Linked DNA regions of Mus musculus: region 1 is linked to region 2. A link is a contact called in ENCODE Hi-C or POLR2A ChIA-PET data. All regions are on one chromosome and are shown on one strand. The core of a region is the stretch at or near the end of the contact, and the rest is flanking DNA. Distances in the headings are between cores, read along the strand shown. Region 1 overlaps Spns3 (spinster homolog 3). Region 2 holds the start of Spns2 (spinster homolog 2).

Region 1 (6,575 bases), core at 1,698-4,197, 33 kb after region 2:
GCAAAATGCCCCCAGTTAATCCTTCCACATCATGTTCATGCCTTTACACTGTGCCCTTCCTCAGTGAACCTGGGTGGGTTCTACATACCTTAGACAACAGAAGAAGGCAGAAGTGATGTACTTCCTGGGGACTAAAAGGCTTTGCATCTTCCACTTGGGTCTCTTAGATATTGTTCTAAAAAGAAGCTTATCTACTCTAACAAAGGATACAGAGTCCCAGAGAGAAGAGCCACGGGAGACTGGTCAGTGTGGGCATTACACCCATCCCAGGTCAGTGCAGTTACAAACAAACAGAAAGCAGAAGAGAAAGCATCCGGCCATGAGAAATCACTGAAGGCCAAGGATGTGACTCAGTTGGCAGAGTGCTCAGCTAGCCTGCACAAAGCCCCACGTTTGATCCCTGGCACTGTTTAAACTGTGTATGATGTTGTATACCTGTAACTCCATGTCCTGGGAAGAGGAGGTGGAGACAGGAGGATCAGAAATTCAAGGTTATGCTTGGCTACAAAGGGAGTTCAAAGCTGTCTCAGTGAGGGTCACCGTTGCTGTGATGAAATACTATGACCAAAAGCAACTGGGGGAGGACAAAGATTTCACTTCTACTTCCACATCACTTCATCATCAAAGGAAGTCAGGACAGGAATTCTAACAGGGCAGGAACCTGGAGGCAGGAGCTGATGCAGCGGCCATGGAAGAGTGTTACTTACTAGTCTGTATCTCATGGCTTGCTCAGCCTACTTTCTTATAGCATCCACGACCACCAGCCCAGGGGTGGCACAACCCACAATGGGATGGTTCCTCCTGTATCACTCTATAAGCAGGCTTGCCTACTGCCTGATCTTATGGAGGCATTTTCTCAGTTGAGATTCCCTCCTCTCAGATGACTCTAGCTTATGTCAAGTTGACATAAAACTAGCCAGCAAAGAGGCCAGTCTGGGCTCACGAGACCCTGCCTCAAAATAACAATAATTATAATTACTATAGTAGACTGTTTCAAGCCACTAAGTTTGGGGGTGATTTGTTAGGCAGCAAGAGATCCCCACTATAAACCATCACTTAGATCACTTGGCTTGTATGCAGGACACATTCACTGGTCCTCAGTTCACATCTGAAACCAAAGACATTGTAGGCACAAGGTCCTACACGATCTGTATCCCCCACTTCCTGGTCCTACACGATCTGTATCCCCCACTTCCTGTTGCCATTGCTCGGAACACATTCCCTCCACCCTGTCTTGGCTCACCCCATCCCAGGCACATTTCCTTCATTCCCACCAGTCGCTTTCTCTTCCCTGGAGTCTCAACATCTGCTGTTCTCCTTCCAGATTGCTCTTTCCCACTACCATGTGGCTCTGTCCTTCACTTGCTTCTGGTCAGTACTGAAGCATTCATCATAGAGAGAGTCTTATATTCCCTGGCCCCTTGAGCCCTGATCCTTTGTCTTTTTCTCTTCTGTTATCCACACAGAACGCATCTTCCTCTGACATACATTTATTTCACTCCATGCAGATGGTGTGCTATTTTGTTTAATACAACACCCCCCCAATGTTTAGAATGGTATATGTCACACAGGACATACTGGGATGTATTTGATGGGGACAGGGGTCCTTGCTGCTCCTCCTGGCTAAGACTTGGCCTCAGATCTACCTCTTGAGATCTCAGACACATCAGAAAATGCATTCCCTCAGTTCAGGAACCCCAGCTTTGGTTCCAGGTACAACTTGAACCCTAGACTTCCTACCGGTGAGACGGTGAGAACAGAGTGGAGCCAGAGACTGGTACCCAGTGGGCCTCCTGTCTGTATGCACAGACATGCTTCCCTTCAAGGTGAAACCCCAGAGGCACCCAGAGAATGGAGGACAAGAAGACCTAAGCCACATCAACCAACTGTATTTTCCAAAGATGAGGATATCTTGTCATCACATGTTCTTTCAGGTCCTTGATCCTCTCTCTCATCAAAAGACAGACTCTAGGGATCTGGAGAGATGACTCAGCAGTTAAGAACACCAGCTGTGCTTTCAAAAGACCCAAGTTCAGTTCTCCAAACCCACACTGGACAGTTCCCAAATACCTGTAACTACAACTTCAGGGAAATTGACTCCCTCTTCTGACCTTCTCAGGCACCCAAACAAATATTCACATGTACATACTCATAAATCAAAATAATCTGTTTTTCTCTGTTTCTCCAGCCTGTTATTATTTTAAGCAACAAGTTAGAGTTCAAGGGAATACAACACTTTCAAAGTAACTTTCCAGGATCAGTCAGAGGAGGCATGATAGCTTCCCCTAGCTAGTTATCCCTAGCTGCTAATGCTTGGAATCCGACCACAGTGTTGTAAGGGAGCCCAGGCTACACAGAGAAGACACGGGCAGGCACTCCGGCTAAGTTCTCATCAACTGCCAGACAGCTTGGCTTCCAGGATCCAGCCCTTCCCATTTGCCTACTTGACTTCAGATAGAAAACACGATGTCACCCCTTCTGCTTCCAACCTAGTCTTGCCTAACTGAAAACTCTGAGCAAAACAAATGCTTTCGTTGTTTTGAGTGGCCAAGTTTCATTACACAACCATAGTAACTAGAACAGGCTCAAAAGTTCATTTACCTCCACAGTGAGACTACAGGTAAGCAGCCTCCCATCTTACTGCTGAGAGGACTGAGGTTCACAAGGCCAGTATCTTACCCTAGATCATACAACCAGGAAATATGGAAGCAGAAATGGCAGCCTGGGCTTTCAGATTCCCCAGTGAACACTCTTTGCCATGCCCAAACTCTGGTTACTTCATCCTGAACACAAAGTCCCCCCAAAGTGGGACTGTCAACATTCAGCCACATCCTCCAGCCAACAGGTCAACAATGGTTGAGCCCCTGCATCAGGCTCAGACCTCCTCTAAGGGACAAACCCCTTCTCCTCTGAAGGGCAGCAGCTCTGGGAAGAGGGCCAAGGAAGGGGTGTGAGCCAAGACTTGCTGCGAATGTGTCTGGATCCTAATTACCGGCCGGGAAGTCCACTTCCCTTGCCAAGAGGCCCTAAGGATAGGAGATGGAACCCTCACACCTGCAGGTGGGCCACAGGGCCTGAACAGAGCCCCAAACTGGACTTCATATGTGCAGGAAACTTCATTTCCATGGAACACAGGAAAACTTGGTCTCTACCAATTTGGGAGCAGACACACTGTACTGCCAAAAACCCCTTCTTCCCACGCAATGTAGTTACAGCAACTAAAGTGAGAAAAAAAGCTATGTTCGGCCATATACCCAGGCACACATACCCCCCACGCAATCATCAGGCATAGTCAGGTAGACAAGGACACAAGGTGCATATAAATTAACATAACTCAATATGTATGTTCAATACATATTCAACCTGAATATACATGTGTATAGCATTGTACACATGAAAGATTTATACATACATACATACATACACACAACTCATTTACTAAAATATATCCACTTATGTGCATGGACACATCAGTACACACACTGGCATGCATGCCCATGTACATACACACATAAAACAATTTTTTTAAAGGAAAGGAAAGGAAAAAAGAAGCAAAGTCAACAAACCTTTCAACTGACACAGAAAAAAGGAAAGAATGCTCAGCTTACCAAAATCAAGAGTGAAAGGGTACTGATAGCAATCTCACAGAAATCAAAAGGATTATAAGGAAATACTATAGGCATTTATATACCAAGAATTAGATTTATCTAGATTAAATACAAAAATAAAAAATCCTAGAAAAAATGAGAAGTACTTCTCTAAACAAAAGATAAAGACCATTATAGAAAACCATAATCAATCAAAATTCTAGAGCCCAGTCCCAAGTGACAGACTCACAACACAACCCCTGCCCCTAAGGCTCAGGGAGCATTGTGAAAAAGCAGACAGACTGATTACAGGAGCCAGAGGGTCAGGGGCTTACTGTGAGACTATGTTTCCTAGGAAGTTGGAACATCAGAATGCCTCACCAACACGGCTGCCTAAGCATGAGCTGAGCAAGGACAACACTAGGCTCACCGAGGTGCATGGGGAAAGCTCGCAGGGCCTCAGTCCTACATACACAAAGGCTACAGACAGCTAAGGGATGCTGAGAGCAGGAGAAACGACCATCCCCCAGGGAAGGCCATGCCAAGTGCTTATCCAATACCAAATGGCCATCCCAGAAAACATGTGTGTGTGTGTGTGTGTGTGTGTGTGTGTGTGTGTGTGTGTGTGTAGTTATACAGACTAAGCAGGTTATATATTTATGTGTTTAAGAGCATACACAGTTAAAGTGGAAATGATGGAATATTATAATCTCAAAAATAATTTAAAAATTAGTTAAACTAGTAAAATTAAGTAAAAAAAAATTAGTAAAAGTAGCAAAACTCAGTCAAAAAGAAACAGAAAAATCTGAGCTGACCTTCAACAAGTAAATATTGAGTCCATAATCAAAACCTTCCCCCAACAAAAGCCCAGAGCCAGATGGTGTCACTGATGAATTCTACCAAATGTTTAAAGACAAATTAACACAGATACTTCATACGCTGCAAAAACACAGAAAAGGGAGAAACACTTGCTAGGTCATCCTGAGGCCATGGCCCTTCGCACCACAAAAACACAGATGCAAATACACATATCCCTAATACCCCCACACCCTATCCATACAGATACAGAAGTCCTCAACAGACTACTACCAAGTCACACTCAGCAACAGAAGAAATGAATATACACTGTGACCATAGTAGAAGATACCTCAGGAATGCCTCAGGTAAACATGTAACTGTCCATCGTTGTATCACTAGAGGAACAGACTCAAAGACACAGCCACTTGGTCATCTCCATCCCTAAGCATAAAATCCCACCTGATGTGCGAAGGCCCCGTCAGCCTTTCTGTGCTCACTTCCCACTCTATGTTAACCAGGGTCGTCTCCTTGCCTTTCCTCAGACCCTCCAGATAACCCCTGGCTCAGACCCTACTCCTGGAACTCTTTTCTGCCAAATATCTACATGATTCGCCACTCCATTCCTGGCAACTACAAGAAGGAAAAGAGGAGGCGGAGAAGCCACCGCAGCACCTTCTCTGAACCTCCTGGCCTCTGTATAAAATAGGAGTGTCTTCTCTCATCCGCAGCCACTCTCACTATCTCCCTTCTCCACTCTAGATTTTTCTATGTATTTATCATCACCTGAAATAGTGTAAAAGTTTTACTTATGTATCTGTTTGTTTACTTGCTTGCTTTGAGGTGGGGTCTTGGTATAACAGCCCAGCCTGGCCCTTTTGTCTCAGTTTCCTGAGTGCTGTGATTTAAAGACAGCTGCACTGTGCCCTGCTACTCCTCATGTATCTTGCTTGTAGTCTGTTTCTCCCTGCTAGAATGTAAATTTCCTTGGGACAGAGATCTTTGAGCCCTTATATTCATGGCTACAACTGTAGCATTTGAACTAGGAAAGCAATGGCCAACACTTAACAGGCTTGAATAAGTAAATGGATACAAACAACTTACTTTGAACTGCTCTTTCAGCAAGCAGGGAAGACTCCCATCTTACTCCCACATTCCTGATAGTGTACTTGGGGCTGGAGTGCTGAGAAGGGGAGGAACCCAGAATTCACAAGTTGGGGCTGTGAGAGTGTCAGACTTAAATCGGGTATGGTGGTACACACCTTTAATCCCAGCACTTAGGGGGTAGAAGCAGGCAGGTCTCTGAGTTCATGACCAGCCTGGTCTACATATCCAAGACAGCCAGAGCTACACAGAGAAACCATGTATCAAGAGAGGGAGGGAGAGAGAGAGAGAGAGAGAGAGAGAGAGAGAGAGAGCAGTAAGGCTGTGAGTAGAGGGCCAGGCCACCAATAAGAGAACACTCTAAGCTGACTCTGTCCTGGAGGCCAAGGGTATGATTGAGACATATGGATGAAGAGGGATGACGAACGGCCTGAAAGGGCGTCCCCTGGGTTATGCTCTAGGAATCAGGAAGGGTAAACGTGCAGAGGAGGAGGTGCCGATGAGGCTGTGGAGGCAGTTCATGTGGAGCTTTAAATGCCAGGACGAAGAGCTGGACCTTCTTTCAGAGAACCAGAGAGCTATGCAAGGCTTTAAAGCTGGCAAGGCTCACGGCATCTAGAAGCTTCCCAGACCATGTAGGATGAACAGATTACAGCAAGGGGACAGCATGATGAGGAGAGTGAAAACTGACTCTCATGGAGGACAGTCCTGGGGAAAGCTAAGTAGGCCGACATAGGGCAGAGGAGAAGAAACGGGCAGGAGGGGTGGGGCTGGGTAGAAAGGGCTTCATGAATGAGGGCTGGGAGGGGAAGAGCCTTAGTTTGTATCTTAGGTCAGAACTTCCAATAGGCCCAGGGCAGCAGCACAAAGCTATGGAGAATGGGGGCTAGAATCTGACCATGGAGACTTGGTCCACAGAGCATCCTAACAGCCAAGCCGCTTCCAGCACCGAAAGATGGATGTCTTCTAGCTTTGAGCACCATCCTGCTTTCCCCTCCACACTCAAGCAGGACAGGCCTGGAGAAGAGTTAGGGTTCTCCCAACCGGCTTGATCAGCTGAGTCACAGTGTCACATGTCATAAGACATGC
Region 2 (6,649 bases), core at 180-2,679:
AGGGAGAGACGCCAGCAGAATAGAATCCCAGAGTCACATCCACACTAAGAGGCCCAGGGATCAATCAATTCACAAACGGAAACAGACCTAAACACAAGCTGAAACTGGCCCAAGGTCACACACACATTAAGCACATTCAGGATAGAAACCCAGTTGTATCCATTTCAGTCTCAAACCTGGGGTTGAGTCGCAGAGATGCTCAAGGAGCATGAGGCTGCCTCTCTTTAGACCAACCCCCCCAGCCCCCGCCCCCAGGCCTATGCCCTGCTCCAGGCTCCAAGCGCCATGGAGCAGAAGGAGGCGTCTCCAGGCCTCAAGCCAGGGCCAGCTGCAAACCGCATCCTGGGTCCCCAGGCGGCACGGACCCGCCCCGCCCCTCCCTCGGCTCCCCGCAGGCCCGAGCCTTTGTCAGCCACGCGCTTACAAGCTCACACACACATATCCGCGCTGCCACGCGCGCGCACACTCCGGCTGCCTGGCGCACACCCGCAAGAGGCGCACACACTGGCCGCACGCATGCAGGGGGGTGGCTGAGACCGAGGAAAGAAGGAACAGACGGGCCGTGCAAGCACAGACGGCCTGGACTAAGGGAAAAGGAGGAGAGGCCGGGGAACCTGCGGCTGTGGAGGAAGGGGGCGCACAGGCGATAAGGCAAGAGAGACGCAGAGGAGACTCTGGGAGGACAACGGATGAGCCGTCAAGGGCTTGGCGAAGGCTCACAAGCTGCTCCAGGGGTGGAAACTCCACCAATCCCTAACACGGGGAGCGTGGGGTGCTTTGGATTGGACCCATGGAACGCCAAAGCATCGCTTGAACAGAGGGTCCTTAGGGACTCTCCAGAGGGCTTGGATCTAGGGAGCTGGCAACCAAAAGCTCCCTAGGGCATCTGGGATGGAAGGGCCCTGGTCCTCGGGCTAGATGGGGCATTTGCTCACCTGCCACAGTGTACCTGTCCAGGTAGTTGAGCACGTTGCCTAAACTCAGGATGGCAGCAGCTGCCCCCCGCCCTCGGCCTAAGCTGGCCGGTTTGGGCTGCGGCGCGCTGGGGCCCTTGGCAGCTGCTGCGCAGCCAGGGGTGCTGGGGATGCTGGGGAGTCCGGACGGGACCCGCCTCACGCTGCCGGACAACGTCTGCACCTCTTCGTCGGCGGACACGACTCCAGCGCCCCCAACACCCCGCGCCCCGCAGCAAGCGCTACCTCCAGCCCCTGGCTGCGCCCCCCGGCGCCGGCGCCGCCGCTCGGCGTCCGCCTCCTCCTCCTCCGCGCCGCCCGCCGCCGCCGAGGCGCATTCCAGGCACATCATGCCGGCCCGGGCCGGGGCGGCGGGGGGCGCGGGGGGCTCGGGGGACGCGAGGCCCAGCCCGGGCCCGCTCAGTGCGTGCGCGCGCCGCGGAGCCGCCGCTGCACCATCCCGGCCCGGCCCGTCCGCTTCTGCGCTCGGGCTCCAGCCCTGGCTGCGCCGCTGCTACTGTTCAGTCAGTGAGACGCGCGGCCCCGGCGGCTCTGACAGCTGCGGCCGGCCCCGCCCACCAAGCTCGTGTGCCCAATCACCTCCGGGCTCAAGCCACAGCCCCGCCCCGCACGTGCTGCCCCGGGGGGTGCGGGGGCGCCTGGCCGCACAGCCCCACCCGCCTGACGGGGGCGCAAGTCACGCAGTAGCGCTGCGGCCACGGAACCCTCGGGGATCAGGAAGCGATTGCGGGGAGCTGCAGCACCGATTAGGATTTAGGTGAGGGAAGAAGGGTACCCCAGACCCTACTCAACTTCCACCCTGCCCCTGCGATGGGAGAGGACCCCTGGCTGAGGCCGAGGAAGGCCCATGGCTTAAGCTACGCATTAAAAAAAAAAAGTCTCAGATGGTCAAAACTGGGGAACCTGTTGTAGAGCTGACTCCAACAGTTACTCACCTTAATTCAGTCTGTTTAGGCAGCGCTGCCTAAGAAACATGATTGGTGGACCCAGGACACAGACCTCATGAAGGTCCATTGCTCTCCTCTATAGAGAAGCACCTCCATGCTATGACCTGGGCTCACTCTGACCATATCTCTACCCCCCATAGAGTGGAGCTTGTGAGAACCAGGGCTCGGATTAGAGCCCAAAAGAACCAGGAGGGCCTCCTCAATGCCAGGCAGGGTGTCCTACACCTGTAACCCCAGCGTTTGGGAGGCTGAGTCAGGAGAGATCCAATCTCAGACAAACGAGAAGGAGAGGGGATGGAGCAGAAAAAGCCTTTGAGGGGGGTACCATCTCCCCAAAACCCTTAGTGAAAGTTGGAAAGCTGGATCCTAGCCTATATCTGCTCTTGCGTGTGGCTTAACATTGGACGAAACCTCTATCTTTCTGGGTCTTTGTTTCTATTGGGGGAATATAGTCCAGGTAGTTGAGCACGTTGGGGGGGGGGGGGTTGTCAGTTCTGGAGAATGGCTAGGTAGCTTCTGTGTAAAGAACAGTCTTCTCTTGTAAGTCCATCATTTGGGAGGCAGAGGCAGGTGAAACTCCGAGGTTCCAGGCCAGCGAGTCCAGGCCAACACGTCTCTAAATAAATAAATATGTAAAAGGAAAGAAAGAAGTTAAAACCCAGTATAGCATGTTCTCCCTAGTATGTGCCAAACCCTTGGTTCAAATGAGAGAGTCAGGGGAGACTTAATTCAGCCCCTCAGATATCCAGTGGTTTCTGTCTGTTTCACAGACAGACTTCAGGTCACCAAGGTGACCCGTCATAAACAGACAACTAGTCAATGGTCTGGTTGGTACGAAGCCAGGGCCCTGAAATCATCTTGCTAGTGCAGGCTGCTCCAGAGCCCACGTCCACAACAGGAACATCTTGTGAAGGTGTCAACCACAGTGAGTCATGGCATAGCCAACGGATGACAAAGCATAAGGCACTCAAGCACACACACACACACATACACACACACACACACACACACACACACACACACACACACACACACACGAACACACACACACACTCCACTGTCTTAGTGAGCAGAGTTAATCCCCAAGCTGGTGTTTCTTGGCGCCTTCAAGGTGTCTTTTAAATTCTGTGAACTGACTAAAAATATGCTTCGGCGTGTTGAGTATGAATGACTGTGACGGAAGGTTAGGAAAACAGATTTCATTCTGAAAGTTGCCTGCTGCCTCTTTCCAGCTGGCTGGATTCTGGCCTGTAAAGTCAGTCGGGGGGCGGGGGTGGGGGGGGTTTCAATGCGTGGCCAGGGATAACAGGTGATTAGCAGACAAGCACAGACCCAGAAGCTCCATGGGGCCAGATCTGTGTGGCTGTGCCAAGCGAGAGGACCATGTCTGCTGTGGATGCTGCCCAGCTGTGTATCTGTGAAGGAGGCTCTGCACGATGGCTTTGCACTCTACCCAGGCTGCGTCTCAATTTCCCACCCCTGAACTCTCACCCTTTCACAACCCTGGCCTGCAAGGCCAGTTTTGGTTTTGATCCACTGCCCTTCATCTCCACCCCTGGTTGAATTCTAGAGTAGGAAAAGAGGGCAGTCTTTTGAGTCCTTCATATGTGGGGCCACCAAGCAAGCCATCCATTCCTATTATGAGACTTCTAACTTAAAGGCAGTTTCTGGAGTTGATCCTGTGTAAGATAAAGGGCCCCAACCCATGGGCAGGGCGATAGAAACAATAAGCTCTTTCTGGCTGTGTGGCTGCGCACAGATGAGGGCTTTGTGAGAACTCCTGGCAGCATCCTAAGACCATAGGATGGGCCTCTGGGTATTGTTTGTTTTGGAGAGGGGTTGAGGTAGAGTCCTGGCTGTCCTGGAACTCACTGTGTAAACCAGGCTGACCTCGAAACTCATAGAGGTCTGCCTGTTTCTTCCTCCCAAGTGCTGGGATTAAAGGTATGAGCCACTATGTCCTTCAGACCTGTGTGCTATTATTTCTGTCTCTGTGGCAAGGATACTGAGAGACTCTGGAGAAAGAAGCAGTCTGCCCTCCTAAGCTCCTAAGCTCTCTTATGGCTACCTCCTAAGTCAGTACCTTCCTGGTTAGCCATCATTCTACCCACATCTTCTTCAGAACTCTTTTCTTCTGGACAGGATGAGAATCTGAACTCAGCAGTGGCTCCAGGACCTTCTGATATTCATTCATCTGCTCCACACTGTAACTGCCACACAAGAGCTAGCACATACCTATAATCCAGAACCAGAGAAACTGAGGCTGGAGGATTGCAAGTTCCAGGCCAGTGTGACCCACACAGTGTGACCTTTTCTTAACAACAAATTCCAAAACAAGTTAGGTCAGAACATTAGGTGCTATTACTCCAAGGATAACTATATTTGGGAAACGGTAGGGTAAACAGAGATATTTCCTTATTGAGAGACGTCTCAGATCCTTTGCTATGACTGTGCTGGCTAAATTTATGTCAACTTAACACAACCTACAGACGTTTTGGAATAAAGAACCTCAACTAAGTAACTGCCTCCACTAAATCGGTATGTGGGCAAGCCTGGGGTGCATTTTCTTGATTAATGATTTATGTAGGAGTGCCCAGCCCACCATGGTGGTGTCATCCCTGGGTAGGTGGCCCTGGGTGCAATAAGAAAGCAGGCTGATCAAACCACAAAGGACATAAAGTAAGAAGTGTTTCTCCATGGACTCCGCTTCAGTTCCTGACTTCAGGTTTCTGCCTTGAGTTTCCACCCTGACTTCTGTCAATAATGGACTGTGGTGTGTAAGTGTAAGTAAAATAAATCCTTTCTCCCCCAAGTCGTCTTTGGTCACGATGTTTTGTCACAGTAATGGAAACTAGCCTGGATAATGAGTGTGTGCATTGCAAGTCTCTCAGAAGCAGGGAGAAGCTACCATATGCCCACAGACAGTTTGTAAGACTATGATGGCTCTACGGCTCTACAGACCATTCTGTGAGAACATACAATGAGCTCCATCAAGGCTGGTGATCTAGAGATCTGTTCCTCTCACCTCTGGCATCTCCACATGGTAGCATCTCCCTGGCTTAGGCTGTGGTAGCTTCTCTTATCACTTGCACGCCCTTTGGGCATCCTTCACTTACACATGGGGTCTCAGTGATCGCACATCTGTTTGTGATACCCTGACCACCGCTCTAGATGGTGCTCACCATCAAGTCACCCAATGTCCCAATTATTCTCCCAACAGTCCCCCGACACCTTAAGCTATCCTCAGTGGAACTCTGCATTCTCCCCTCTGATCTGCTTCCCATTGAGGCAGCATTTATCTTCTGACCCACAGTGACAGCAAAGAGAAATCCTTGACTGTCACTGTCTTACTTGCCCCCTTATTTAGATAGAGCCCGTCCAGTCTCGCTTTCAGTGGTTCCCACTGCCCACTGATATATCTCAGACCCTTCAGATGCCTCACTTGGAATGCCTGCCCATATCCGCCTCCAGGATTTTCTCCCACAGTGATTGTTAGTAATTTTCCAAGCCCTATCTGTGGTCCTATCCCTGCCTGGCACAAAACCTCTTCATAGATCTTTTCATAGCTTCACAACTCTTTCTAACCCATGTGTTTCTGGCCTCAGAGCCTCCTACATATCTCTGGCACATTATCTCATGGTAAGGGATCTGAGACACCGCTCCAAGGACATGGAAATCCTTGAATTGACATATACTTTCTGGAGCCTGGGCAAGTGCAAAAATTGGTTCATTTATTTGTAGTCCTGATCCACCCTTTACCAGAAAAGCCTTTGGTCGGTAACTCAATGATGGTTCAGGACCACGGAGAGCGTCTCATGTACAACCCACTCCCCTGACCCTTTAGTTGGGCTCTCCCTGTAGTACAAGGCCTTGCAGGCTAGCTCCTGTGTCTGGTTCTTCACAAACCCAGTACAGGCTTGACTTCCTCATAGAAGCCTTCCCTGACCCACCTGGATGACCAATCATTTCCTCCTTGGGGCTATGTTGTAATGTGTATTCCTCCATCACACCAAACTCATTATTCTGATTATGTTGGTATGATTCCACCACCACCACTCCACCCCCAAAAGACATGAGCCTCAAGGTCTCATCCCCTGTCTGATTCATCTTCACCATCCAGTGCAGAGGAGGTGCTTAGAGAATGTTTGTTGATTGAATGAGCAAATGACATTTAGCAGGTGCAGGAAATATGTGTTGATTTGTGTTGTGTATCTGTCGCTCTGGGTGATTCAGAAACCAGCCAGATTTCAATCCTTGTATCTCTAGAAAAGGCATTTTCTCCCTGGTGACTCCTCCCTCCATCCTAGAAACAGCTTTCCTGCAGGTCACCACCCTGGCTGGGAGAAAGCATGCGTACTCTGACCCTGCTCTTGCCACACTGACAACCCACTGGAGTCTCCATCCCCCAGCCTGGGGCCTGCCTCCTGAATTTTTCTCTGAACATTTCATCTCGGTCTCTCTCCTGCTCAGAACAGATGGCTCTGAATCCCCACTCATACAGAAGTTTGTGTTCCGTTATTTTATTTATTTTTTTCCAAGACAGAGTTCCTCTGTGTAGCCCTGGCTGTCCTAGAACTCGATCTATAGAGCAGGCTGACCTTGAAACACGGAGATCCACCTGCCTCTGCCTCTCGAGTCTTAGGATTAAAGCCGTGCGCCGCTGTGAATGATTCACTTGAGCATTGTTAACACTTCCTAAATTGTAGATGCCTCAGTTACCTTTGATCG

Evidence for each region. Hi-C counts contacts between places; a loop is a spot of excess contacts on that map. ChIA-PET counts read pairs that join two places held with the same protein, here RNA polymerase II (POLR2A).
Region 1: a loop to region 2 is called in a map of left cerebral cortex, with 4 times the contacts of the local background. The contact joins the enhancer-like site here to the promoter of Spns2 in region 2. A Hi-C loop is called at or near these places in 9 of 37 maps with a recorded cell type or tissue (Patski, gastrocnemius, heart and 2 more). POLR2A ChIA-PET finds 5 or more read pairs at or near these places in 3 of 5 experiments (Patski and embryonic stem cell).

The regions. Positions count from the first base shown.
Region 1 is chr11:72,519,786-72,526,360 of GRCm38, forward strand. The region is part of intron 8 of Spns3 (spinster homolog 3); the gene reads right to left. Among named protein-coding and RNA genes, the nearest start is that of Spns3, 27 kb to the right of the region's middle. Within about 2 kb of position 2,948, at least 1 of the 3 ENCODE cell types and tissues checked has a DNase peak (open chromatin) inside an H3K27ac peak, as active enhancers do; it is gastrocnemius, where a contact is called at or near this core.
Region 2 is chr11:72,488,491-72,495,139 of GRCm38, forward strand. It overlaps Spns2 (spinster homolog 2), which reads right to left and starts at 1,430. Exons shown (of 13, transcript NM_153060.3): 1 at 936-1,430. The coding sequence starts at 1,305.